Regions from separate parts of the Mus musculus genome. Here all the other regions are linked to region 1. Evidence: chromatin loops called from intact Hi-C (ENCODE). Cell type or tissue: left cerebral cortex. All regions are shown on one strand.

The links. Hi-C counts contacts between places; a loop is a spot of excess contacts. Peaks named below come from ENCODE experiments on the same cell type or tissue, not always from the same donor. Only the 100,000 strongest peaks of a DNase experiment are listed, where the experiment ranks them.
Region 2: a loop joins it to region 1, with 4 times the contacts of the local background. A loop is called at or near these places in 3 of 42 quality-filtered maps.
Region 3: it touches region 1 in a loop (4-fold over the local background); 3 of 42 quality-filtered maps call a loop at or near these places.
Region 4: a loop joins it to region 1, with 7 times the contacts of the local background. A loop is called at or near these places in 15 of 42 quality-filtered maps.
Region 5: it touches region 1 in a loop (2.5-fold over the local background); 2 of 42 quality-filtered maps call a loop at or near these places.
Region 6: a loop joins it to region 1, with 8 times the contacts of the local background. A loop is called at or near these places in 7 of 42 quality-filtered maps.
Region 7: it touches region 1 in a loop (4-fold over the local background); 2 of 42 quality-filtered maps call a loop at or near these places.

What each region holds. Positions count from the first base shown.
Region 1 is chr6:135,634,653-135,638,652 of GRCm38, forward strand. No RefSeq gene overlaps it. Among named protein-coding and RNA genes, the nearest start is that of 4930425L21Rik, 22 kb to the right of the region's middle. In left cerebral cortex, no CTCF peak of the experiment used is centred here; a DNase peak (open chromatin) is centred at 2,198; H3K27ac peaks cover 1,939 bases.
Region 2 is chr6:135,897,343-135,901,342 of GRCm38, forward strand. All of the region lies in intron 5 of Grin2b (glutamate receptor, ionotropic, NMDA2B (epsilon 2)), which reads right to left. Among named protein-coding and RNA genes, the nearest start is that of Gm14330, 47 kb to the left of the region's middle. In left cerebral cortex, no CTCF peak of the experiment used is centred here; DNase peaks (open chromatin) are centred at 2,088, 3,265 and 3,995; H3K27ac peaks cover 3,766 bases.
Region 3 is chr6:135,891,038-135,895,037 of GRCm38, forward strand. All of the region lies in intron 5 of Grin2b (glutamate receptor, ionotropic, NMDA2B (epsilon 2)), which reads right to left. Among named protein-coding and RNA genes, the nearest start is that of Gm14330, 41 kb to the left of the region's middle. In left cerebral cortex, a CTCF peak has its summit at 2,460; DNase peaks (open chromatin) are centred at 1,358 and 3,892; H3K27ac peaks cover 3,369 bases.
Region 4 is chr6:135,439,653-135,443,652 of GRCm38, forward strand. No RefSeq gene overlaps it. Among named protein-coding and RNA genes, the nearest start is that of Emp1, 79 kb to the left of the region's middle. In left cerebral cortex, no CTCF peak of the experiment used is centred here; DNase peaks (open chromatin) are centred at 1,747 and 1,961; H3K27ac peaks cover 1,884 bases.
Region 5 is chr6:135,794,424-135,798,423 of GRCm38, forward strand. The region is part of intron 6 of Grin2b (glutamate receptor, ionotropic, NMDA2B (epsilon 2)); the gene reads right to left. Among named protein-coding and RNA genes, the nearest start is that of Gm14330, 56 kb to the right of the region's middle. In left cerebral cortex, no CTCF peak of the experiment used is centred here; DNase peaks (open chromatin) are centred at 1,903, 3,125, 3,463, 3,495 and 1 more place; H3K27ac peaks cover 3,797 bases.
Region 6 is chr6:135,524,341-135,528,340 of GRCm38, forward strand. Gm25136 (a long non-coding RNA gene) reads left to right here and starts at 2,203. Exons shown (of 2, transcript XR_001785388.2): 1 at 2,203-2,687. In left cerebral cortex, a CTCF peak has its summit at 746; DNase peaks (open chromatin) are centred at 1,620, 2,337, 2,631 and 3,774; H3K27ac peaks cover 2,489 bases.
Region 7 is chr6:135,826,072-135,830,071 of GRCm38, forward strand. The region is part of intron 6 of Grin2b (glutamate receptor, ionotropic, NMDA2B (epsilon 2)); the gene reads right to left. Among named protein-coding and RNA genes, the nearest start is that of Gm14330, 24 kb to the right of the region's middle. In left cerebral cortex, a CTCF peak has its summit at 2,085; DNase peaks (open chromatin) are centred at 995, 1,424, 2,078 and 3,065; H3K27ac peaks cover 3,656 bases.

The sequences.
Region 1 (4,000 bases):
AACAACCCTCCAAAAATACCATTGAGTCTCAGAGTTTGCTTGGGGTTGGCCATGTACTGCTGGGCATGAGACCTGCCACTTACGTGGGTTGGTTTTTTTTTTTTTTTTTTCCCCTTTGTGCAGTTGTCAGTTAGAGATAGCTTCTAGGTTAGGTATAGGGGCTTGTGTCTACTTCCCCTCCAGCTCTGGGATCCCATCTGGCTTAGGCCTGTGCAGGCTCTGTGTATTCTGTCACAGAGCTCTGTGAGTTCATAAATGGGCCCATCCTATTGTATCTAGAAAACTTTGTTGATCAACTCTTAAAATCTTTCTGCCTCCTCCTCTGCACCGTTCCCTGAGTGTTGGTGGAGACAGGCATCCCATTTAGGAGTGAGTATCTTAAGGCCTTTGACTCTTTGCACATTGCTCAGTTGTAGGTCTCTGTATTTGTTCCCATCTGCTGCAAGAGGAAGCCTCTCTGATGATAACTGAGAGAGACACTGATCTATAAGTACACAGAATGTCCTTAGGAGTCATTTTTTTGCTACATTCTTTTAGCAGACAGTGGTATTTTTTTTTTCTTTTAGGCTCATGGCCCATCCAATCTCAGGTTCTTAGCAGCAAAGTAGCACTGGGCATGTGTTATGTCTCAGGGAATGGAACTTAAATCCAATAATTTGGATATTGGTTTGTTACTCCCACGTGGGACTTCATTGCACCAGCATATACTGCAAGGCAGCCCATGTTAACAGACGTTCATGGGCAGCACACGGATGGGGATTAAGGCTGCCCACAGCTAGCAAACCAACTTATAGATAGACTAAGTGCGGATGTTTGTAACAAGGTAAAATACAAGGTGGGAGTGCGCAAAGCCAAGTAAAGGCATCTAATGGACGGGTGGGCAGGGTTGGATCTTTGGTCTATACAGGAAACACTTTTCTTCTGTCTTCTTCTTTACAGGCCCTGGTAGGGGACAGATGGATGGCCTGCCACATGCTGCAGCCTGAAAGACCTTCCTATCTCCTATTCCCACCCTCTGTCTTCCACTAAAACTACAGTTTGGATTGTATTTGGCTTCTCTGGCATCCATCCATGCTACACATCGTCACAGAACATTTGTGGCTACCTTTTTATTTGATCAATGACTTGAGAGCAGGTGACAGTTGCTATCTCAGAGATGACAGTGGCCTGTCCAGGAACTGGCTTTCAGCTGTCATCCTTCTGTGTCCTGGGGAAGGATGGTTCTTTGTTCATATTACAGTAGCTGGGGTTGTGCACACTCCCTCATTCACACACACACACATGGACACCACTTTTGCGGACTGCTGTGTATCAAGATTATCTGATTTAGGTTTAAGCTGAACAGTGTGTTCTTTCCTTCCTTTATAGGACCTTATCAATGCTAAAAATTCAAGTTTAAGTGGGTATGTGAAAATCCAGGCTCTAAGTATTACAGTCCATTCTACATCCTTTGCAACCAACCCAGGACAGGGTTATCACACAAATTTGGTTTGTTTTATTTTGTTTTGTTTTTGTTTTGTTTTTGGTTTTTCAAGACAAGGTTTCTCTGTATAGCCCTGGCTATCCTGAAACTCACTTTGTAGTCCAGGCTGGCCTCGAACTCAGAAATCCGCCTGCCTCTGCCTCCGGAGTGCTGGGATTAAAGGCATGCGCCACCACGCCCGGCTTATCACACAAATTTAATATTGCATACTTTAATCGCCCCTAAAGCTTTCCACAGTAGTTAAAACTTAGTAGGTTTCGCTAGTTCTAATAAATAAAGTTGATTTAACATGTGTGGGAGTGAAGGTAGGCAGGGCTCTTGGGAGGCCTCAGCTGTGTTAGTTAAATTAGTATGTGGGCCTCACAAAATTCTACATGAGGCACATTGCAGACATTTGTTTTATAATTCTCCAAAGGATTCTGAAAAGCAGGTATCTTCTGTCTCTATTTAAGAGGTGTGGACCGAGACTCGGTGATCATCTCCGTTCGTTCAACAAATGGGTACAAGGTGGGGTGAAAATGTGGCTCTCCCGGTTTTCTGTTCTTGCTCCCTTTTGGATATAGGTGCTGCTGCTGTCAAGCCTCCACCGTTCATGGGACTGGATTCAGCACAGTTTCCTGGAGCCCTGGAATGTGTTACTTTTCATTGGTAGAGTGGGGGCAGTTCCGGACATGCCCACACACATGCGTGGCGGAGGGTGCACAGATGTCGCTTCCCCTGGGAGTCCTTTCAGCAGTCTCAGACTCAGAGTGGGGTGCCTTTGGCAGGCTGAGAGCTGGTGGGGCCTGCGTGGGAGCTGCTGCCGAGAGCTTGGGAAGTGGGAGGGGGGCTTTTCTGTTACTAAGCAAGGCTCTAAAAGCTGTTGTCAAGGAAGAATCCATCCCTTCCATAAAAAGAAGTCTCTTTCCTCTTCCTGTCATCCAAGCGCTGCCATCAACAGTGAGACTGACAGTTTCCCTGACCCACCTGCAATCTGGCAACTTAGAGGCCTTCAAAGAGTTCAGAACACCTATGATACACCCTACAGACCCAAAGAAGTCAAACAAGAAGAAAGGCCCAAGTGAGGATGCTTAAATCCCACTTAGAAGAGGGAGGGAGAGGGACGAAGGCACTTGGGTGAGTGAGGGGAGGATGAGGGAAATTGGGGGAAGGATCAGGCATGGGAAGAGATAGGAGAGAGTCCAGAAGGCCAAGAGAATGAATGGAACTATGCAGCTGCTGGAGGTGGGGGCGGGGGACAGGGGGCGGGGGGGGGGCAGGATTCTCTAGAAAATCCCAGAGACCCAAGATGAGGGAGGCTCACAAGAGTCAAAGCAGGTAACCTTAGCCAAAAGGCCCAACAGTGGGGATATGAAGCATGAAGAGACCACCTCCAGTAGCCAGACAGGAACTCCAGTGGAGGGATAGGGACATCAACCCACCTACAAAACTTTTGACCCAAAATTGGTCCTGTCTAAAATAATTTCAGAGACAAAGATGAAGCAGAGGCTCTTCAGTGGCCAACCAATGACCAACTCCTTTTGAGATGTATCCCAGGGGCAGGCGCCAATGCCTCACACCATTAATGATGCTATGTTGTGCTTGCAGACAGGAGCCTAGCATAGCAGTCCTCTGAGAGGCTCAGCCCAGCAGCTGATTGAGACAGATGCAGATACTCACATACCCTGGAGGGGACCCCTATGGAAGAGTTAGTGGAAGGTTTGGAGGCCCTCAAGGAGATGGCAACCCCACTGGAAGACCAGCAGTGTCAACTAACCTGAACCCCTGGCAGCTCCCAGAGACTAAGCTGACACCAAAGAGCATTCATGGGCTGGTCCAAGGTCCCAGGCACCTATGTAGCAGAGGGCTGCCTTGTCTGGCTTCAGTGGGGCAGGATGCACCTAATTCTGCAGAGGCTTGAAGCACCAGAGTGGGGGAATGCAGGCTAGGGGACTGCTCTCTCAGAGGTGAAGGGGGGCAGGGAGGAACTCTGCAAGGGTGTACCAGAAGGGGGTAACATTTGGGATGTAAATAAATAGATAAATAGATAATTAAATAATTAAGAAAGTAAAAAGGGGGCAGGAAGACCTGAAGGTCCACTGCATCTGCAGAGAGACTCTGAGCAGCAGGCAGCACAGACCAGAGCAGCAGAGCCCAATGTACTTCTGCTCCTCCAAACTCTACCTGGGAGATTCCCCCTACTTCCGTCAATGCTGCCTAAACTGTCTTCTGCAGTTTCTTATCACCTAGTGGGTGACATCTACTTGTGCCTGGCAAAAAAAGACCCTTTTCATGATCTGGCCTTTCTTGGTTTTAATCTCTACTCCTCCTTGGCCATTGCTAAATGTCCCTCCCCTCTGCCACTTCATGTTCTCCAGGACATCGGGACCTTTGTACAGGCTGCTTCCTCTGCCTGGAGGGCCACTCTCCAGTGTGGCAAAGCCTTTGCTGACCTGGAAGTCACACTCATAGCTTCAGCACAAACTTTGTAGATCAAGGCCAACTGGTCTTCCCCACCAATTAGCTAGTGATGACACT
Region 2 (4,000 bases), 260 kb after region 1:
ACCCTTGAGTTCTTCAGTTGATTCGTACATTTATCATCACGCAGTAGCTCTCCACTTTATCCATGCCATGGAATAGAAGCCTTGGGATTGGGAATGTTCAAACTCCCTCTGGTCACCTGGGGCTCAGAACAGCATAATCCAGTTTCTGGCTATTCACTCATTAGCTGTAAAGCCACAGCATGCTGCTCTAACTCTCTGGAGTGGCCAAGTGGTAGATGCGAGGGTGCCTGACAAACCATAAGAAGACTATAAATCTTGTTATTACAGTAATGATGGCGATTAGTCCTGTTAAAAGCACGGTGTGCTCATTCCTTCAGCAGAGTCTGTGAAACCATGACACAAATATAGACTCAGATGGTCATTGTTTCTCAAGGTGGGAGGACCCAGCGCTGCGCTTGCTGCTGGGAACAGAGGAGGCTGGGAGTAAAAGGCTTAAGAAATGTAAACTGTGTTCCTGTTTATTAATGGCTCAAGATGAGAGCTTTGTGGCATAAAATGGAAAACTGTAATAACAGAGAATCTGGCATCCATAGAAACATACCTCTGTAGGCCTCTCTTCTCCTGGGCATGGGAGAATGCGGTCCCCAGCCCTTTCATAACTGCTACTAATGTAGCATCGTGGGTGAGCGGCCACCTGCATTATTAGAGACCAGGAACTCTAAGGGGCAGGAGTGTGTGCATTTTATTCTCTACTTGCAAAGCAAGCAGCATGGCTGACCCCTGGGAGACAGTGGTTAGAGAATGAATGGATGAACAAATAACTGACTGTTAGACCAACTTGAATTATCTCCGTTTTCCTTTCACTCAGCAGCCCATGGCTGTTGAAGACACTCTAAGAACAGCACACCCAGTAGCCCTCCTAAAATCGTGTGTAGAAAGTGGTTGACATCAGAGAGGAGGAGTTGGTGCAATTTCCAGGAGACTGGGAATTGCTTTACATCGTGAGAACCGACCTTTGGTTTCCTGATGCTCTATCACTTAACGAACCCACAAAGTGTTGCCACCCTTTCCTGTGCAACTGAGTGCTTGCCTTACTTACACTAGACAAATAAAGAACAAATCAGAGTTTTAGATATCAAGACATATTATATTGTCTTGCATGTGCTTTAATCCATCCTGAAGTGTAGCTGTCAGTTTCCATGGAGTCCCTTATTTGTAATCTGAGAGCCAGCTTGGATTGTTCAAACCTGTGTTAGCACTGTACAGGCCATTACCAGATTCTAAAATAGTCAACAGTCTCCAGCTCTCTATGTCTCTGTTTCCGTCTCTCTCTCTCATCTCTCTGGTTGTCTCTGTCTCCCTGTCTCTCTCAAAACAAAGAACTGAAGAGAACAAATGACTTAGTTTAAAGCCATGATTATAAACCGTCTCCTAACTCCACCGGTTTGCCCAGCCATTCTGATCCACCCCTGAACTGGGGGCCTTTCTTCCTTTGTTCTTTTAATCGTTGTTTGTTTAAATGCTTTGGAGTAAGGTATCAAGTAGCCTAGGGTAGTTTTGAACTTGCTAGCTATCCAAGGTTGCTTTTGAGTTCCTAATCCTCCTGCCTCTATAGACTGAAAGATGACAAGAGCCACCACATCCAGCCTTGTACCTCTAATCTGATGTCACTCTTGATGTCACTCTTGACTGTCCTAGATTTGGATCATGATAACGATTTCCAAAGCCAGATAACTCAAGGGCCAAGAATAATTTATTCATGGAGAGACAATCTTGGAGGAACAGGGAAGGACTTGCTATTACTGAGAAAGATAAAGAAGATGGGGGGGGGGAGCTCAGTTTTCAGAAGAAAGTGAAACACAGAGGTGCAGGGCACAAGCAGAGAAGACTGCTTCCCACTTCCCTTTTTTTTTCACGAACTTCCAGAAAAGAGATGGCTGAAGGAATGGAGGGTGGATTTGGAGACTACTCCTCTGTGAGAGGATTCACTCCGGCTGCTGAGGGGAAATAACCTACAGGATAAGAGAGAGACAGAGAGAAGGCAGGAGTGGGGTGGGCGAGACAAAGAGGAAGACATATGGGGAGGGGGGTGGGAGGAGATGAGTGAGGAGTAGAGAACATGCTATGGGCGGCAGCAACACTGTTGGAAACATAAGAACCGCCCCCGGAGACGAAATGCCAGCGTCTCTGGGCAGAATCGAAATTGTCAGCGCACACATTCTTGCTCGGAGAAATAGTCACTTTTCTTTTCCTTTCAAGATGACTTCCTCTTTCAGCCTCAATAAAACCTTCTGATAGAAACTGGTGGAGCTTCAGCCCCACCATTCTTGGCCCCTTCCCTGGCATTTCAGCTCAGATCCCATAGCAAGGGAAATTCAAGAACAAGTAAGAGCCTGGATTTCATATAAACTCGCATCTTACAAGATGAGAATGGAAGAAATGCATCTCTCCCAAAAGGACGAGGAAAATATCATCGTTAATGATCATACTTTCTAAATATAATTCCCCACTCACTTCTCAGTTATTAACGCCAATAGGAACAGAGGCAGTGCCATAAAACAAGTAAAATTAGATAATAATAGCAAAGCTGACTGTGCTGTGAACACTCTCTTCAAGGGCCCTCTGCAAGGAGCTTTGGTGTGTTCTCATTTAACAGATAAGAAGGGCAGTGTGATACAGTTAGTGTTGCCTCTGCGGAACAGCTGGGGAACCAAGTTCACAGAGGTTAGGTAACTGGCCACAGCTCTGGGTTAACAGGTGCAGGAACCAGGATGGCGAGGAGTCCCTGTGGCTTCTAGTCCTGTACAAAAGGCTCTAAATCTTATTTTAGCCAACAGTTGAATGTTAAACTCTTTCCTCACCAACTTTTTCTTGTACCTGGTGACTGGGGATTGTTTTAAAACCTTTCAGTCCCTTTAATTTCTTCCTTATGCTATGTAAACAAATTAAGGTGATCAAAAACTAGATGCTGCCTGATTTAAAAACCATAAACAATCAACTTGTGGTTAATGATAGCTGCATAAAAGAGAAGAAAAATTAAGAAGGCACATGACCGCATAATGTCCACCTTATATACCATATCAGACACCACTCTTTTTCCTTAATGGCTTTAAAAAGCTATGCCCCGATTCAGCTGGTGACCACAGTCTCCATCAGGCCTGTGACTTTTGCTCAACACTGTCCGCACTCTCCCGCTCCCATGGTTGTGAATGCTGGGGAATTCAGCTTGAATCACACCTTCCTCTTCTCAGCATGCTCTCCTGAGAGAGCTCATCTTCTCTCAGCTCGGCGGCCGACAGCCGTGCCAACTCTACACTGATGAATCTGGAAGTTCACATTCATAGCTGTAGGCACTGCAAGGCAACCGCAGGAGCCGGTACAGCTTCAGCTTAGAATCAGCTGCATCTTGTGTGAGAAACAGGCTCCAGTGTCAATCGCTCTCCCTCATGTGTTTCCTTATTAGTCATCTAAGAGCCGGCTTTGATTGTTCAAGCCTGTGTTAGCAGTATATAGGCCATTACCAGATTCTAAAATAGTCAACGTTCTCCAGCTATCTTTGTGACCCCCAACTGGTCCTTGTTTCTTCACACGTAGGATATTTACCAAAAGCTTCTCAATCTGTCTCTGTCTCTCTGTGTCTGTCTGTCTTTCTCTCTGCAAAAAAAATAAGCCAAGCCCTAGAGAGAATAAATGACTTGATTTAAAACTACAAAATTAAAATGATTAGAAGCCAACTCCCAAGATGGTTCCTTGCCAGTATATCCTGTTGTCTGTGAAAAGAACAAGGCTCTTCTACTGTGATCCATCCTCATTTGTCATCTCTTCTCCCCAGTTCCACTAAGATATGTTGATAGCAACATGACCCTCTCTGTCAAGTTTTGAGTTTAAATCTTTGGTCATGTGATTATTCCCACTTGGAGAAATATCAGCTTCTTAGCTATTTTTATTCCGCATCCTTTGAAGTCTAGGATGAGGACCACTGCCTACACGTTCTCCAAGCAGTTCCAGGGCTTTAACTTCAGCGATACAGACAGTCCCCGCCTCTATAGCACAAGAGCCA
Region 3 (4,000 bases), 260 kb after region 1:
TTGATGCCCGAAGGATAGGAGAGTCTCCCATGTGAAGAAAAGGCAGCTCTAGTGGTTTGTGCATGAGTCTGAATTTGGTAGTAGAGAAAAAGGATAAATTAAGGAACATTTGAGCATCTGAGCTACTCCACCCATCCCTTTCCTGGGCATGAAGATTAAAGTGTGAATTTCAGAGTGGGAAAGATGTTCCTATCTGTCACCTTGGATTTTAGGTGCCCATCACACAATGTGTAGGAGCATCTAGTGGCCAAGATGGCCTAGAGAGTGCAGGAGAGGAGTCCTGGTTGGGAGATCTCTACTTGAGATTTGCTGTATCAAAAGAATATGTAAAGCCACGGATTAATTGAACTCACTTGGTATATTTTTGTAAACATGGAGAGCCTTTCTGACCTTAGCTGTCAGGATAAAATCGTGTTTTCACTTGTCTATAATCTTTCTAGTCACTTGGAATAATTAAAGCACTCTGGTAAGGAAATTTGATAATGGAGTGTCTGGGTGTACTGCTGGAGTAGATGGAAAAGCTCTTTGGTATCTTGTAAATTTTGGTGTGAATCTGGGACAATGGTAAGCAATGATGATGTCTATTAAGATAATGATAACTTGTTCAACTGTCTCAGATTTTAGAATAAATACATTTTCACTTCATGCATAGCAAGAAAGAAAGCAAGGGGGACTTTAAGACAAAGCCCTTTGGGTTGCCACATCCATCTCTATTTAGAAGTGGAAAGTGGAAAAAATAAATCTAACAGAGAATATTGAAAGGAAATGCGTCATAAAATGGGAGTAAAATCACGAGAGTATGGTTTCACAAGAAACAAAATGAAAGAAAGGAAAAAAGAAAGTATTTAAAGGAGACAGTTGTCAATTGCATCACACCCTGCAAAGAGGACATTTGGCGCACACTGACTCTTGGGACTGACTGCTCTGTTTATCAGGTATGAATGGAAATCCATGTGAAATGAACTGGGAGACACGGTGGCAAGGAAGGAAAAAAATGCAGACAGGTCTTTCTGGAGCTTTTGCTATTTAAAAAATAGTGACATGAGGAAATAGTCAGTGGAGGATGTGGATAAAGGGTCTTCTTAATTTCCATACAGGAGGTATACACGTACATCTATACCTAGTGGAAATGGTACCGGGGAGAAAGAGAAAGAGCAAAGGGTTTGGAGAGAAACAAGGCTGGGATCCCACATCTGAGAATGTAGAGCAAGATTCTAGATCTGCTTCCTCGAGGAATAGGCTGTCTGTACAGGTTGGTCCCTGATAAAAGCAAGGAACTCCATGGCAACAGACCTGAGAATGGAGGTCCTAGCAGGGATGCAGTTGGCTGACAAATCTGTATGAAAATGAGCATGTTCCTTGGAGTCGCTCCACTTTCTCAATGACTTAAGAGACTGATTTTATCAACAGAGTGCTAGGGAGAGAGAGGAGACATGTTGAAGGAGACAAGGGAGGTTATTCTGGGATGAGAGTTAGCTTAGGAGCTGAAACAGGCATGCTAGGCAGGTCTAAACCACAATGGGAGGGTTGTGGTACCGTCCCGGGAGTTGTGCTTCCTTCCCCAACTTGGAGGAACACAGGGAACTTAAGCAGCTGCTTTTCAGAGCATAAAGGAGATATGAAGTTGGTTTAATCAGAGCTAAGTGTCAGGCACTAATCTGAACTCCTTCAAATACCCTGGCCACCTCTGCCACTGTGGCTGCGTATGACCATAGCGACCATTTCCACCTGAGACTTAGCCAACTTCATTTAGCATCTCACCAATGGGTGTATGTATGGTCTGGATTCAGCGTCTTGTAGCTTTGGCTTCTTGTCCTGAGTTTTCTCTGCCAGGAGGATGTTAGACACTGATAAAGTAGTTACTGGTTGTTTTAGCACATACAACTCAAAAATATATGACTATACGTGGGAATGTGTGAGCTAAAGTCTGTGAATCAATGTGTCAGTCTTTTGTCTTTGTTTCAGTCCTAAGGACTCTTCAGAGCTTTCTGGAAGGATGGAGACTGCTTTCTTCCACCAGTGCTCAAACCACTAGTACCGACTTTCTCTCTCTCCCTGGGTGAGTCTTCTGGTTTCTGACTCCTGTGGCCTGCCTGCAATTGCTTAATTTTTTTTTTTAACATCATGGTCTGTCTCCATGGAATTCATGGAAAAGATCATTAGCATCAGGAATTGCTCTAGAAATTAGAGGCTTTGCGGTCAATTTCTGTGCAGCACAAATTGTACTCCATGGCTGAAAGAGGTAGATGCAAAGTTGCAGAGGTGGGGGTATGAGGTAGTTCTTGGAGGGGCTACTGGGGGGAATGGGGGTGAATATGATCACATTGCATGGAATTCTCAAAAGCATGAATAAAAGTGGGTTAAAAGAAAAAAAATCAATGCCCTAAGATGGGATTGTAGATCTCTGTGAAGACCACACTGTGGAACCCTGCTAGCAATTACTAGTCTATATTCGAAGCACAAATTCCAAGACTTTCACCTAGTGGACTGCAGTGGGAGTGAAGCACAGGTTGATGGGTTGGGTTGAGTTAGGTCTTTGGGGTTTGAAAAATGTAGATTCTGGAAATAAAAACATATAGAGGTTGGGAGTAAGCCTTGGAAATAGAAGCTGGAATAGTTAAGTCAACCAACTGTCCACTGAAGGACACCATTGAAAGTTACACACAGTATTAAAGCATAATGACAAGGACAGCCCCAGACTCCAGAGAGACTCCATGAAAAATCTTGGTACTTATGTGTAAAATTTTTGACAGAAAAAGAATTGGGTGGTAAGGCCCATATGGAGACATCCAGGTATACAGTGTGAAAAGATTCTCCTGAAATCTCTAAGAAGACAAGAAAAGCACCTCTCTTTTGGCTAGAAGAAAGAAATCTGCCCTTATGTAGACACACTGCTAATTGTTACACAATGCAACTGTCTCTCAATGGGACTCTTCCTTCTGGATTACCTGCCTGCTCCTCCTCCAGCTCTCCAGGGACACAGGGTGGAGCATAACCAGAGCTGCACAATGCGGTTCCACCAAGAGGACCTACAACCGGGAGGGAATCGTTTGTATGCTAAGAGAATTACAATTGAAGAGCCTTACTCTTACAGATCTGTTTTAATTGGGAAGGTCAAGGGAGAGACTTTGAACTAGGAGCTGGCTGAAAATAGGACTTCCTCTCCAGCATGTTCTTATGAAATGCTTCACGTTTCTTGCAAGTGCTCAACAGGTACGGTCACTACCCTCCTGGAACAGAAGCCTAGTAAAGGAGGTGATAAGGGGTGGAGGATGGGTTTGCTAAAATACTGCACAAGAGCTCCAAAGATTGTGCAGGATTCAGTGTAACGACATTAGTGTGCAAGAGTCTGAGGATTGACTATCCAAGGTGTATGTCATGGTCAAAGCCTCTCCAGAAGCCCTGGTAGGATCTGGTCACTCCTCCCCTTAGGGGCTAGCATCTCAAACCTATGATTGCCTCTCCTTGCCAGAGTCACTCTCATGCCCCTGACTTCCATTCCCTAAGACTATTCCCACCCCCTTCCTGCCCCCAAATTGCTTGCACATGTGCTTCTGAGAAGCAGAAATTACAGGTAAGTTAGGGTGTCCTAAGATTGCTCTGGGTGCCACCACTGACTCCAAAGTGGTTACACAATACTCTACTGAAGAGTCTGGGACAAGCTGGACCCTCAAGAGATAAAGGTTGTCTCCTCCTTCTTCCTCCTCCTCTTCTTCCCTCTTCACTTGAATCAGACTGGTTCGCTTGAACCAGTCAATTCAGATAGGGAAAGGCAAACAGCTCTTGGAGGCAGAAGAATAATGCAAATTCCTCAGCAGCAAGTGTCTGTGTTCCCTGCCAATGCAAAGTCCTCCACCCCCAGAACCCATTCTTCTAGAGTGGGACTCAGCTGCCTCCTTCCATGGTCATGGTCTGGCCTCAGGAGAGCTGCATCCCCTGGAGGGATCAAATCCCCTCCTGGGGAAATCAAAGAGGAGATCAGTAATTAGTCACTGGATTG
Region 4 (4,000 bases), 200 kb before region 1:
CTCAGGACTACCAGCATAGAGATAGCACCACCCACAATGGTCTGGGCCCTCCTCCATCAGTCAGTAATAAGGAACAATTCTTACAGACCTGCCTACCACACAATCTTATGGAGACATTTTCTTAATTGAGGTTTCCTCCTCGCAAATGGCTTTAGCTTGTGTCAAGTTGACAGGAAACTGCCCAGCACACTCACTGTGTTCCATTTCCCCATTTTGGAATGGTAATGTGTATTCTGTGCCAATGTATATTGGAAGTATGGAATCTGCTCTTTAGTTTTGAGTTTACAGAGAGGCTACAGTTAAGAGAGCATGAGTCTGAGAAGAGACTTTGAAGTTGAGACTCTGAAAGACTATGGGGGCCTTGGAAGCTTGACTAAATGCACTTTGTGTTAAGGCTTGGCTATAAGCCTACAGAAGCCAGAGAGTGGAATGTGATAGTTTAAATAAGAATGGCCTCCATAGGCTTGTATATTTGAATCAGGGCGTGACACTATTTGAGAAGGTTTAGAAGGATTGGGAGGTGTGGCCTTGTTGGAGAAAGTCACTAGGAGTGGGCTTTTGAAGTTTCAAAAGCCCCTGCCAGATTCAGGCTTTCTCACTTCCTGCTGCCTGTAGATCAGAACGTAGCTCTTAGCTACACACTTCCTGCCATGGTGATCATGGACTATACATCTCTGAAACTGTAAGCAAGACACCAAGTAAATGTTTTCCTTTATACCAGTTGCCATGGTCATGGTGTCTCTTTACAACAATGGGATGCTAAGACACTGAGTATATGGATAAACAGTCATCACTCAGATCTAACAGCTCTTTATTTATTTATTTTTTATTAGATATTTTCTTTATATACATTTCAAATGCTATCCTGAAAGTTCCCTATACCCTCTCTCCACCCTGCTCCCCTACCCACCCACTCCTGCTTCTTGGCCCTGGCATTCCCCTGTACTGGGGCATATAAATTTTGCAATACCAAGGGGCCTCTCTTCCCAGTGATGGCCAACTAGGCCATCTTCTGCTACATATGCAGCTAGAGATACGAGCTCTGGGGGTACTGGTTAGTTCACATTGTTGTTCCACCTATAGGGTTGCAGACCCTTTCAGCTTCTTGGGTGCTTTCTCTAGCTCCTCCATTGGGGGGCCATGTGTCCCATCTTATAGATGACTGTGAGCATCCACTTCTGTATTTGCCAGGCACTGGCATAGCCTCATACGAGACAGATATAACAGGGTCCCTTCAGCAAAATCTTTCTGGCATATGCAATAGTGTCTGGGTTTGGTGGCTGATTATGGGATGGATCCACAGTGGCACTACTTTTTAGGAAAAGGAAATAGCCTCAAAGGCAGTCAGTTAGTCAGCTACACAGTGTTATAGCTAGGAGCTGTGGCTCAGGGTTTCAGAACTAACCCGTCTCTTTCCCAGATGTCACACAGCCTCTTACCCTCTCTGTGCTGTCTTGGTGATTACCTGAGAATAGGTCATGCAGCTTGAAGATGAGCCGTCTGCATCTCCTCAGTGCTTAGAACAGCACTTGGCATGGAATGAACATTCAGGAAGAGCTTGTTGGGTAAATGCACAAACAAATAAGTCTCAACAGAGCCCTCCCCACCGCCAGCGGTCCCCTCAACCCCGAGCCAAACACAGACAGTTGGAGGGAGCTGACTTCATTGGTGCCCAAGAACAGCAGCAGCAGATGGTGCTGTCCAGATCTGAAACTTGGTCCCTTTACTCCTGCATGGAGCCTCTCACACTCCACCCTCTTGTCCCTCTCTGAGTTGTCCCTGTTCCAGGAAGGTGGCTAGCTGAAGGCACGGGCCTTCCAGCAGAAAACACCTGGCTGGTCAAAGCCTTTTTGTCTCTGCAATTACCTTCTATTTCCCTCTCCCTCTTCAATTTCATGCAAAGCCAACTGGTATTTCTTTTCAGGCAGCTGAGAACACCAGATGGAAGGGTGGGGGGAGGTGGAGGCAGGGTGTGAGGCAGCGAAGGGACAAGCGGGGCTGTGGATGAGGGGGACCATTAGAAAGCATGTGATGTGGGGACAATGCCAGGCAGGTCAGTGGAGGTAGGGAAGGCAGAAATGGTGGATAAAGCCAGCAGGCACCATATGTGCACATGCACACTAGCAGTACTTTCAACATACCATTAAAACAGAGAAACGTTCTGGTTTCCGTAGCAACAAGGACGAGATCCGTGCCTCAGCCAGTGAAACTTATTGGGGGAAAAGGCATTTGCCTGTTAAGGAGACTGATGAATTGGGGGATAATTATACAGAGTTCTGCCACCATTAACAACCTACAAACACAATTCGGAAAATATTGTAAAGAGTATGGCGGACTGATGAAAATCCCACAGAGGTAGGGGGCGGGAGGGAGGGACAGAAGGCAGAGGGAAGGGGCTACAGGAATGTTCTAGGTAAATACCCCTTCGTGTGAGGTACCATTGGAACCAGCTCATATGTCAGTCTTCAGAGGCCTAAGGTAAGGTGAAGCTGGGTATATCTGTCCCCAATTCTACAGTGCAAGTACGTTGTGTCCTGTTCTCATTTGTGGCTTCAGAAAGTGGGTAGGTGGATATGGAAAGACTAAGTTTGGCAGTAGCGGACTCTGTGACATTTGGACCCTGTGTCTGTGTTTCCTATAGTGTCCAAAGGAACTCTTAGCTGACCCATCAAAGGATAGGACAGTAGAGGAGATTCCTGACACCCGAGTCATGCATTATAGAATCTTGCCTGGAAGAGAAGGAAAACAAACTACAATTATCTTGTCCTCCCGGTAGCAAAGACCCCATGCCAGGTACATATTAACTATTAAATAAAATGCTGCCAGAATGGGCACTGGGGCGATAGGGACTGGGGCTATGGTTCGGTTGGTAAAGTGCTTGTTATGCAAGCATGAGGGCCCGAGTTCACATCTCCAGTGCTCACATATAAAGCCAGACATGGTGCTCTGCGCCTGGAGTCCCAGTGCTGAGGAGACAGATAGGAGCTTGCTGGCCAGCCAGGTTAGCTGCACCAGAGAACTCCAGATTCAATGAGAGACCCTGTTTCAAAACACAAGGTTAAGAGAAGCATGAGAAGACTATCAGTGCCAGTCTCTGGCCTCCACAAACATTTGAATGAAAGTCTATATAAATGGATGGATAGATGACTAAAGGAATGAGCAAATGGATGGATGCATAAGAATCAGGAGAGAGAACCCATGTTCTCACCTCTTACTTCTGGTAACTTAGTGGCAGATTAGACTCTCAGAGGTAGTGTCTCTCCATGAGATATGCATTAGGATTCTGAGACTAGACTGTTCTGTGTCCCAGGGGACCTTTAAGGTCATTTGAATAGTCTCTGTCCTGCGGACATGCCCTGTGGTGTACCATTCTATTGGCTCTGTTGAATTAGAGGGCAGGAGCTGCCCACGGCCTCAGAGCACCCAGGCCAGCTCTCGCTCCTGTGGCTCAGGATTTTGTTCTGAATTCATTTTTCCACTTGCTGATTTTCCTACACTTCCAGGGGCTGCTCTTGGCTGACCCCCACGCTTTCATTTAGAACCACGCTATGTAGCTATCTCCTTGTAGTGGTTTGAATGAGTACCGTCTCCACAGGCTCTTATAGTTTGAATGCTTATTTGTCAGGGAGTGGACATGTTTGGGAAAGATTAGGAGGTGTGGCTTTATTGGAATCGATGTGGCTTTGATAGAGAAGGTGTGTCTCTGGGGGTGGGCTCTGAGATCTCTCTCACTACTTGCAGGATGTAAAGCTGTCAGCTACTGCTTAGTATCACGCATGTCTGCTTCCCTCCATGATAATCATGCATCAACCTTTGGACTCACCATACTTCAGCGAGTACCCCGTCAGCCATACTACTGAAATAAACACATTGCTTTATCAAACTGGACACAGATGGGACCCACTCCTTTGGTCTGCTGTTGGTACCCTACCTTGGGAAAAAAAGACATCTGTTTATGGAAAAGTCACCTAGCAAGTATCTAATTGTCCATTATTTCTCC
Region 5 (4,000 bases), 160 kb after region 1:
GATCTCTCTAAAACACAGAACTTTCCCATCCGTGTGCTTCTCCCAGGCCACCAGTGCCTCGTCATTCACCTTCATCCAACCTCAGTGGAAAGATAGACATGTTTTCCTCACCTTTGTTCCTTGTCTCCTCATTCCTGCCTTTGTTTCTCTTCAGCATGCCACTTCAGTATCGTTGGCCTCTGCACAGCATTTGATAGCAACACTCTCTGCTTTCACTGACTCAAATGTCTTCATACAAACGGCATGTTCTACCCCAACCCCCTGGTGTCCCCTAGTGCCCCGGATGAACTTCACTCTGCTCTTGGGGTTCAACTTAGGCAATGCCTACAGTCACCCCAAAGTCTCTGCTTACCATAGCCCTAAGGTGGATTTGAGTTTGAGATCTCCTTCTTTGGCATTTCCAATTCCCATGTATATCGCAATTACCAAACTAGCCAAAGAACATCACTGTGTTGGTCTTTTTCAGAAGACCAGGAGATGTTGGCAGGACTGAATTTTATTTTCTTATATCCCTTAATGCCTGACATAGGGAGGGAAGAATCCCTCGATTGGCACTGAGTAAACATTAGCAAAACAAGCCAGTGAACATTTCCAAAAAGGATCTTTTTCCTGATGCTTTCGTATAAGCTTTGTCACATTGACTTTGGATTTGGCTTTGTGACTTGCTTCACTAATAGGATATCAAAAATATATGACATGTGTGGAGATTTGCTGAGCAATGGTGACATAGGACTCATGCTCTTGGAATCCTGCTAACAGGGCTTAGCACTCGGTGAGCCTCTTTGAGGATAAGTTGGAGGGGCTGGATCCCTTCTGAGATGCAGTGTTAACATCAGAAACAACAGTGAGGCCATTTTGATTATTCAGGCTTGGTTAACTGTCAGGTGACTAGCTAGATATATGAGGCCCTGTGAGTCTGTTCCAGGGACCACACAGCTAATCCCAACTCAAACCAGCCACCCACTTAAAGAAAGCAGAATGGGAAAAGGGTGGTTGTTTCATGCCATCAAATTTGAAGGTAGTTGCCAAGTAGCAGAAATGTATCAAAATATATTATTTAGGGGAAAGCTTTAATACATATACCAGGCAGAACCAACAAGTGAGTAAAGAGGTTAGGAGACTGCTCATTCATCAGAATTCTGGCCTTGCAAACACGAGAGTCAGAGTCCCATTCCCGGAACCTACTTTTAAAGGCAGGATATGGTGACACACACTTGGAATGCCAGAGCTGTGAAGGTGGCGACAAGTAGGTCCTCAGGGCTTACTAGCCAGGCAATTTAGCTTACCCTGTGTAGTCCAGATCAGTGAGAGACCCGATCACAATAAAAGGTGGGCCATGACTGAGAATAAGCACCAAGATGGTCTTTCATCCTTCAAATTCAAGTGCACGTATGTGCACACATATGTAGAACACACACGTGCAACACCCATGTGCAACATAAGAGGGAAAAGCAAGCAAAAACTAATAGACAAGAACAGCAAAACTTCTTCAGTAAGCACAGCGCTGACATCTTTCTTAATTATAGTCCATTGAAACAGAACTAACCTTACAATAGGAAGCTGCGGAAGCAGTCCCACCTCTCCCACTGAAGAGCCTCGTGAATGTGACAATTCTAACCTTTGGGCCTCTTAGATGCTTACTGTAAAAATGGGAGATTGTAATTTTATGTCTATCTGGCTATATGTATACATGTATCTTTCTTATCGCACAAAGCTGATAATACAACCGGTCATATATGGAACTGCCGATGTACAAATGTTACTGAAATTAGTTAGAAACATTGAGTTACATCACTTGCTGACAACGTACTTAGCCAAAGCAGGTGGGCTGTCGAGGGAAGATGCTCCAGGGAGGGGACCTAGCAGCAAGCTCCTTCCTATTGGGTGATGATGGCTAACAGGTGCTTCGCCACCGTGAGCATCACTGATTAGCATTGATTTCTTTAATGAGGTGCTATTTCAGGCAGCACTCCTGTAACTCTCCTCCTGCCCCACTCCCAGTGTTTAGCACCTCCTTTTACATTCTGCTGAAGGTCAGGAGGAAACCTGGTCTCCAAGGAAGAAGCTCAAGGCCAGGAGTATGAAGACAACGGTCATGCTCCATCTCTGGCTAGCTCTGGGATTTTGTCCATTCCCATTGCAGAAACGGATTCTCTCTCTGTAAGGCGTAAAGGTCACAACAGTTGTCAGCTTATCAACAATGGGTTGGAGAAAGACCAGCATAATAATGCAAACAGAAGTAGCTTGAAGCTAGCCATCCCTGAGCTCAGCACAAAGTCAAGGTTAGTATGGGAGATCCCTCAGAGAGGCATACCTGGAGTATAGAGAGTGTCAACCACACTCCAGGTCCCAGGCTAAGCGGTAAGGGTTGAAGGAGGGAACGAGGAAACTGACATTTTGTGATGTGAGACAATTCGCCTGCAGCCACATAATTAATAAATGACTTAATTGAATCCCAATCCTTACTGACCTTCTTCCAATGCCCAGATTTGCCCAGTGCTGGGCAGCCTCCAAACGACCTGTCCGGAGCCTGTAGGAGATTGGAATTATTGGCTAGGTAGTTTGCCATTAAGTAGGGTCATCAGCTTGTGGCTAAAGAAACAGATGATCACAAAAAAAGGGCTAGGGGAGAAAATGCCTGTTTACAAACACAGCTTAATTAATTAGTCAACTCAGACCAAGCGGAAGAGGCGGCTTCCCAGATGTCTGACATAGAGAATTAATTAACAGAGAGGCACCAGTCCCCAGGCCTTGGGTTCATGTCCAGACCACATGGTGGAATTAAATTACTAAATTGCCTCAGTGCTCCTCACCTTAAAACTAAATTGTCCCTCAACTTAACTAAAGCCATTTGACTGAAAAAAAAATATTCATTGAAAATGACAACTGAATTGAAAAGCCTCTGCCAATTTAAAGCTTTAAATGAAGCTCAAAGAGCAAGGCAGAGAAGTTTCTAAGTACGTTTAGTGTAACATTAGAAGGTTCTAGAATAAAAGTGAAGGTGAAGTTAGGTTGAGCGGCACAGATAAAATTCCACGTCTATACTTGCCACTGTGGTTTGAATACGAAACACCCCCCACAGGCTCATGTGTTGAATCACTTGTCCCAAGCTGGCAGAGATATTTTGGGAGAGCCTGGGAGCTGTGGAGGGTGGAGACTAACTTGAGGAATTAGATCACTGGGTGGATCCTTGGCCGCTGAGTTTTGTCCTTCCGTTATAGTTTGAAAATGTAATGTCCCTCCCCAGGTTAATGTGCTTGAACTTAAATTCCCAGTTGGTGACAGTGTTTATGGAAGGGAGGAGAATCTGTAGGAGGTGGGGTCTAGCTGGAGGATGTGAGACACGGGGGCGGTGGGCTCTGAGCAGTTCAGGCTAGCCTTGGTTCTGGACTGAGTTCTCTCTGGTTTCCATCCTCTGCGACATGAGCAAGAATCCCAATGTTCCCTCCACCCTGGACCAAGCTACTCCCACCACCATCAACACTGCCGTGCCTTCCCTGACATGAAACTATGAGCCCAAAGAAATCCTTCCTCCTTTGAGATGCTGCTGGCCATTCATCAAAATGCAGAGAAAAATCCCCAATCCATGTCCTCTCTGCTTCCTGACACCCATGAAGTGAATCATCACTCCTTCATAGGTTCTTGCTACCATGACATTCTCCTTCAACATGTTGTAGCCCAGAGTCATAGCTGTGGTCTCTGGCTTGACATTTCTGCATTCCATCAACAAAGAAAACCTTTCTTCCTTCAGTCCTATTGGGTATATTGACACTGCAATGAGGAAAACGGGGGTGATCGAGGCAGGAAACTAAAATCACTGTAACCCCCGTTAGGGTTTGTCACTGTCTTGCTTGCCTCATCTTTCAAGCCACAAGCCAAATATTCTAGGGAAAGGCAAAGCATCCAGATGCCTCCACTTTCAACATCATTTTGCTTATATAAGATAAAGGATTCCTTAGGCAGGAGACAGAAATATGAGTCTGTGGGAGTCACAGCTCAC
Region 6 (4,000 bases), 110 kb before region 1:
GATATTTGATAATTTAAATTATTTAACAGTAGGGTTTTCTTGGCCACTCAGCAGTGAGGTAGTGGGGCTCCTGACTTCCATTCTCCCTGAGTGTCTTCAGCTTTATTCCCTGTTCAATGATGGATATCCTGCTGGAACTCAACCTCAAAGGAGCTGGTGACTCCAGCACCACCTTTAACTTAACTGGAGCTTTGTTCTATAATTCCACACCAGCACAGAAAGCAATTTCCCACTCAGACTCTCTCCTGTGTAAACAGGAGGTATCATCCAGTTCTACAGTGAGTCCAGCTTCACCTTGGTCCAGTTGTTCTCTGAGGAATAGGGAGAGGCTGGAAGCCTCAAGCACTTCTTTCTGGCCAGTCTTTCTAGGCCTGTGCCTGGGACAGGAGTGGGGTGGTGTCTGCTTGACCCTGGTCCTATATGACCTGATTCTCAATTACAGTGGCTTTGCTTTGTGAGCTAGGGTTTTCATGCTGTTAATCTCTGGGAATCCAGAAGTCCTAAGTGAAAAGCCATTTAGGATCTCTTTTCTCGAGAGCATCTGCCTGTTCTTGCTCTAGGAGACGGTCTCCTCCTCCTCAGTGGCTATGAGTTCTTTGGAGACTTGCAAGCATCTCAGGCTTAATATCTCCATATTATTACTGTTCCTCGGTTAATATCCCCACAGCGATATGCCATCAGGATTTGCCCTTAGGGCAGGCATTCTTACCCTCTCAATTACCTTGAATTTCCCACGCCCACCAGCCAACTCACCCTTTAGGGGGCGGTAGTGATCATTGGTTTAAATTGGTCTTGGAGATTTCTTTCAAGTTCAGTATAAAGTGTATCTTATTTGGGATCTAATTGTTTAATCAGTTGACATTTTCAAGGTATCTAATCAGCTATTTGACAGTAAATGAATCTTCACAAAGATCCATGTTCCCTTTCTATACTATTAGCTTTTTAGGAAAAAAAAAAAAAGTGCACACCATCAAAACCTGAAACAGTAATAGATAAGAGATGGCATCCCAACATGTTTGCTGAGGGATGGCTCCGTGGTTAAGAGCAGTTGCTGCTCTTGCAGAGGATCTGAGTTCATCCCCTAGCCCATGTTGGGTGGCTCACAACCATCTGTAACCCCAGCCCCAAGGAACCCTAAACCTGTTTCTGCCTTCCATCGGCACCCAGACCTCCACAAATACACACAAATAAAATGAAATGTTTTTAAAATATTCATTTAAAAAATCATGGTGTCATAAAACCTTTATCCCTCAAAATACTACCAGGGCCATCTCTACTTATATAACAAATATCCATGGACTGAGTGCTTGGCCTTTGAGATTTATTTCCTGGATTTCTAACTTCAAGAGGAAAAGAGGCAGAACAGTTGGACTCGTTGGGGTCCTTTGTCTCCCGGCCAGTCTCACCCTTAGGAGCGGTAGAGATAGTTATCATCGTGAAGCTGGAAATGCGGTGACGTCATGCTGAGCCTCAGGGATGCAATCGAGATAGATTAAATACTTCTATTACTCAACTCTTAGCACTCTTGGGATCCAGAGTCCTCCGTGGTTCTCTGCTTCAGACACTCTGAGCTGTCCTGCATTTCCTGTTTCCCCAGCAAAACGGAGCTGCCTGTAGCTATGTGGCAGGGATTGGCAGGATTCCAATGGCAGGGATTGGCAGGATTCCAATGGGGTATTATCACCAGGCTCATGGTGCTTAGTAATCAATTAGGCTTATTCATTAGTGTTGTTAACTCTTTCCCTCCAGCACCACCTGGGATCAGTTTCAGGGCAGTGGACAGATGTGTTCCAGATGTTCATAAGGCCATCTTGTGAGTTTTCTTCATTCCATCTAGGCAGGCTGGGAAGATGCCTGGGCTAGGGAGAAAAGGTTGGGCTGTCGGGGATGGAAAGACAGGTAGAACAGAGAATGAACAGGCGTTGAGAAGCCATGTTAGACAGGCCCGGTGTTAATAAATGTTGGTTTGCAGAGAACAAGGCACCCAGCGGAGGTGGGGTGGGGGGAGACAGAGAGAGAGAGAGAGAGAGAGAGAGAGAGAGAGAGAGAGAGAGAGAGAGAGAGAGAGAGAGAGAGAGAGAGAGAGAGAGAGAGACAGAGAGACAGAGAGACAGAGAGACAGAGAGACAGAGAGACAGAGAGAGAGAGAGAGAGAGAGAGAGAGAGAGAGAGAGAGAGAGAGAGAGAGAGGGCAGACTCTGGCCTTCTCCCCTGCCCCTCCCACAGTCTGATGAGCACATTCCACCCTCACACTGAGGAGCGCTGGTAGGTTGCATCGCGACATGATCAACTCCTCTCATTGTCGTCTGGGAAGTAGGGGGCTGTGCACATCTACGTGAGTCACACATCGCTATGGTACAGCACTAGGGATAGCTTCGGTAGAATAGAGAATTGACCGTTTTCAACCGGCCTTTGGGCAGATTCACTCTCAGTCTGTTACGAGTGTGTTTTCCTGGCTTCGCTAGGAAGGTCTACGCCCAGTCCATGCCTTCCCGCTGACCAGAGCCTATCGGTAACCCAGGCCACACAGGACAGACAGCATTGCTCCATTCTCACGACCTACTCTGTAGTCAGTCTGTGGCTGCCTTTCCAGAGCTTTCTTCCGCTGTTCTTCAGAGAAACAGATGGAGAGTGGGCGAGAGCCAAACAGCGCAGGCGCAGCTCTGCCTGGAATCTGGACATCCGCGGTAATTATCATAATAAAAATATAATTCTCACCAGTTGGCGGAGGTTTGCTGGGGGTGGGGGGTGGATTTTAACCCTTGCAACAGCTCTATTGACATCGCAGCACCAGGGCTCCCACTGTACAGACGTAGGACACGTCTAGATCCAGGCCTTATGATGGGCGGAAGTCACACAGTCCAATGAACTGGTTGTTTGACACTTCCTGTTCGAGCCCTCACTTACCTGTTGTGTAGGAAGCACTCATCTTTGTGGAGTCTGCAGAAGCAGAAGCTGAAGAGATGGAGGCATATTGAGGGAAAGGCTGCAGGGGGCAGTCGCCCATTGTTAGCTCCGCCCCTTTTACAGGATACATTTACCTACTACAGTTTGGGACTGAGGCTAATACCAAGCAAACATTCCCGATCGAAGCTTGAATTTGGGCTTCCCAGGGCATCTTTAGGACTTAAATATAATGTATTCCATGGGAACAGAATTTTTTTTGAAGCAAGTTTTTGATGACTCTATGCTGGTAACTTATGGTAGAAAATTAGGTAACGCGTATACTCAGGTGCCATTTCTGCCTCTTTCGGACAAGAGGAATCTGCCTTTCTGTGGCTAAAGGAAAAACCCATTTAGTCCTCAATGTCAGCTTTCCTTGGAGCAAGATGGCCCCTGAGAGCAGGGACTCAAACACAGGAAAGTGAACGTCAGGGACACCAGTGGCTGCGTTTGCAGTAGACAAAGACCTTGCTTAGGGGCATTTTCCCTGCAGGCTTTCTCTACCTGGGGAGTCCACCCCATTATTCTCCAGGAAAAGTCTGGCAGAAGGCTCAGGGCAAGTGTACCCTCAGGCTACTTTCTCACTGGAAGGATGGGTGGGGGGAGTCCCTTATATTTGCAAAAGAGACTCTTAGAGCAAGTGGAAGCCTCAGGGCTGTGAGGAATGAAAGTGACAGATCATGGGATGCCTTGCTTGATTCCCGCACTACTGTAAAGGCCTAGTGGCTGGACTCCTGCATGATTCCTGGGCCCTTTAAAAGACGGCTTTGGCTTAGTCATCTCCTACCAGCTCCCTTAACAAGGAGCTTAGCGGGGAGACAACTGTTGCTTAAATGAACCAGCAAATAGGCAAAGTAAAACCTGACTCAGAGAAAGCGAGGAACAAGCTGTGGGGAAAGTCTTTGTGCTATTTTTAATCACATTTTTCTGCATCTACTGAATTTCTCTATCCCCAGACCTGTGCACAGAAGCCTATCAAAACAAAATATATTCTCTTCCTTAGCCCAGCTTCTCAGAAGGCTGAAGCAGGAGAATAGTAAGTTCACAGTGAAATACA
Region 7 (4,000 bases), 190 kb after region 1:
CATTGTGACCTGCCTCATGAAGACCAATTTAAAATCATAGTCTCAAATCCTTCCACAATTTTAAAATCAGAAATGTCATTTTATTCTCTAAATCCTTTTCATTTATTATCTATGACTTTGTGAAATTTTCACCACAAAATGCATTCGAAGAAAACACTTTATTTATTTATTTATTTATTTATTTATTTATTTATTTATTTATTTATTTATTTATTTATTTTTTGGTTTTTTGAGACAGGGTTTCTCTCTGTAGCCCTGACTGTCCTGGAACTCACTCTGTAGACCAGGCTGGCCATGTACTTAGAAATCTGCCTGCCTCTGCCTCCCAAGGGCTGGGATTAAAGGCGTGTGCCCGGCTACTTTTTTTTTTAAATCATAGTTTTCATGGGCCAGAAATCCAGGTGCAGCCTGGCTGGATCCGCAGGTTGGACGTTGTAACTAAACCCACAGTCAGATTTTTGGGCGGCTTGGAAAATGGCACCTGGCAGGCCCCAGATCCTTGTTGGCTGTTGGTCAGAGACCAGAGCTCTTCCTCATGTGAGAGAGCTTTTCTGCAACAGTATGGTGAGCTTTCTTCAGATCAAGGAATATGAGACGGAGAAAGAGTAATCCAAGAGAGGAGTTCATCGTACAAGTTCATCTCAAAAGCAGCAGCACACCATCTCTTCTGGCTTATCCCATGCCTGCTACTCTAAGCTCCGCCCCCATCTCTTCTGGCTTATCCCATGCCTGCATCTCTAAGCTCCGCCACCATCTCTTCTGGCTTATCCCATGCCTGCATCTCTAAGCTCCGCCCCCATCTCTTCTGGCTTATCCCATGCCTGCATCTCTAAGCTCCGCCCCCATCTCTTCTGGCTTATCCCATGCCTGTATCTCTAAGCTCCGCCCCCATCCCTTCTGGCTTATCCCATTCCTGCATCTCCAAGCTCCGCCCCCATCTCTTCTGGCTTAGCCCATGCCTGCATCTCTAAGCTACGCCCCCATCTCTTCTGGCTTATCCCATTCCTGCATCTCCAAGCTCCGCCCACACTTGGAAGCAGGCTGAGCTAGAACTTTGGTAAGAGCAGGGGCCATGTCCAGGGAGTATCTCATTGCAGCATGCTCCTCATAGTCTTCCCTGCCTCTTGACCTTCTTATCCCTTCTGCTAAGTGCACACAGTCCTTGAGAGAGAGAGAGTGAGCTGTCACATTCGCCTTGATTTTTCTCTTAGCCTCTGATGCAGGGGTCTCTATGACTGAGTCCTTCACCTATGTCTGCGGACTTAGACTAAAGCTGACTGCATGCTGACAGCACAGGGGGGTAAAGGCCAGACTCTCACAGACTGCAGAAAAGCCAGTCGGGATGGATTTGTCTGTGCTCTGAAATGTGGCTACATGATCCTTGTGGTTCTCTGAAGAACCAGTTCCACTCTGAGATGGAATGCTTCTAACTTCAGGAGTAGGATGTGGGAGAATCTAAAATGCCACTTTCCTGGAACAGAGAGAGACTAGGCCCTCCCCTCACATCCTTATTTAGAACTTGCACAAATATACAAGCAATTAATGCCATTACCTTCTTCCTTTCTATCTGGAGCGCTGAACTAACACACTCTCTCTCTCTCTCTCTCTCTCTCTCTCTCTCTCTCTCTCTCTCTCTCTCTCTCTCTCTCTCTCCCTTCCTCCCTTAATCGCTGTCAGTTTTTTTTTTTTCATTTTACATTTAAGATGTGACGGCATTTTCCTATTCTAAGGGGAGTGGGGTTTTTGTTTTTATTTATTTTTCTGTTGTTTGTCTGTTTGTTTTTAATTCTACACTTCTTTCTCTTACTCCCCACCAACATACCTTTTTGAGCCCTCCTTACTCTTGGTTGAAGCCTTCTCCTCTGGGCCCACTGGTACTTTTGGATCACTCCAAATCCTCTTGCAACGCTTTAAGGTGTTAAATGGTGGCATATTGTTTCTATATTTTGTTGCCTGAGAAATAGAGGGGCCTTCACCCAGTGTCTATTGTTTTCTAAGGTGAAATGGGAGACTTAGTGTATTACAGACTGAGGTGGTTCAGACTTCGAAGACATAGCACAGAAGTCTCAGTCGCCCTCTAGAGACCTCAAGATGAACTGCAGGGAGGCACCAAAAGGCCAGATAAACTGGGTACCCCTTAATCCCAGTGTGCCCTTTCCCAAGGCACACATTTTAGCTCTTAAACAAGGAATGGGTGCTTTCTGAAATCTTCTCTGTTCTTGGAGATGACTCTCCAGTGTCTCCAGGGGTGGAAATGGAGAACGTGTAGTGCAGCCAAAGGAGACTGCTCTCCTTAGCTCCAGAAGGGCGATAGTCCGCTGCTGCTGCTGCTCTCTCTGATATTTAGAAGATTCTGAAATCCAGAATTCTACAGAAATCTGAATCCTTAAGTGCTAGGAGCCAATTTAACCTTTAGATGTCCCATCTTTCCTATAGGACACACAGATCACATCTATGATCTAAAAACAGACAGAGAACTTCCTGTTTTATATCCATCTGCACCACGTCCCTGTGTAAGGTCACATTGGGATGCTACAGGGTCAAGTGAGGACAAGTAAAAAAGTGACATAATTGCCATAATTAACAGTCAGGAAAGAAAGCCAAAAGATGTCATGTTCGCTTATGACAGCAGATTAGAGAGGCAACTTACCATACATAGCTCGTAGTGAACAATGAACATTCATGCTTTGTTGGGAAACGCAAGCATAAATATTGAAATGGTTACAAAAATTCATCTCATTCTCTATGGGCTAGCCACAGCATAACAACAAAAGGAGATCAAATATTAACACCACATTGCTCCGTTCCATGGGTAGGAATGTGCCTGAAGTCTCGGCACAACAGCTTTATAAAATTTCAGCAGAGGGTCTATCGGCATAATTTTAAAAAATTAAATGTTTACTTGAAGTCAGTCATGGTTTAAACTTTCCCCAAATAATGTTTCACAATTGGTACACATACAAGTAGCAACTTTCTCTATGAATAATCGCATTTCCAGGAGGCCCTTTGAGGCTGGGACCATATGGCTCAGAGCCACCGCATCCTGGCTCACGGTTCCCAGAGCACTTGGTATTATATTCATTCATTTGCTCATGTGTTAGCTCCCTAGCCCCGCCCACCAGGAAATGAGCTCCCTGAAGCCAGGGAAGGGGTCAGTTTTGTTCAAAACTGCCCTCCCCTGGTCTCTGCCAATCCCTAGAAGAGTGCTTGGTGCATTCATCTTCTGTGGGCCACTTAGAGTCTCCTAGAGCCACTGGGACAGGTCTTAACTCTTTCCTGCTGGGCTGATGGCTTTCTTCTCTCCTTTATGAAAGGATAAAGATTTGGTCTTCTTTTAAAGCTTAATGGCTGGGAGATAAAATGAGAGTAGGGGACAGAAGCAGCGCAGCAGCTTAAGTATCTATTAAACAGATACTTCCCCCCGGGAAAAGAAATGTCTGTTATAAACCATCCCTGGGTTTTATAGGTTAAGCCTCGGATGACCGGACTTCATCTCTAGAGCTTCCTGGTAGAATCTGAGAGTTAGCACTCCCCAGAGGTTCCAGGGTGGAGCCAAAGCTCATGCCCAGTCACACTGTGGGAATGTTAATGTCTGTGGGCCACAAAACACTATGTACGTATCAGGTGTTGCTGTAACTCAGTCTCCCTCTTCGCCAACATTTCCTTTATATGCAACCCTGAATCTGGCTTTGTCTTTTATCATTAAACAATGTTCTCCTGTGGAAGGAATTCCTTTATGGTTATAAGCCGGTCTATCCACCGCAGATGGAAGAAGCCATAAAGGGGAGTCCTTTATGACCAACCACAAAGTTGTGGTTTATTACAATGAAACAGGATCCAAGTATATCAAAGAGCACAAGGACACGCTCTGAGGTTTCATAAATAGGTGTGCCTCCTTATGTGCTTCGGCTGCTATTGAAAGGCTACTGAGAGGCCACAGAATGCTTAGTCTAAACAGTATTTCCAATACTCCCGTGACTCTGTGTAGCCCTCGGACTGC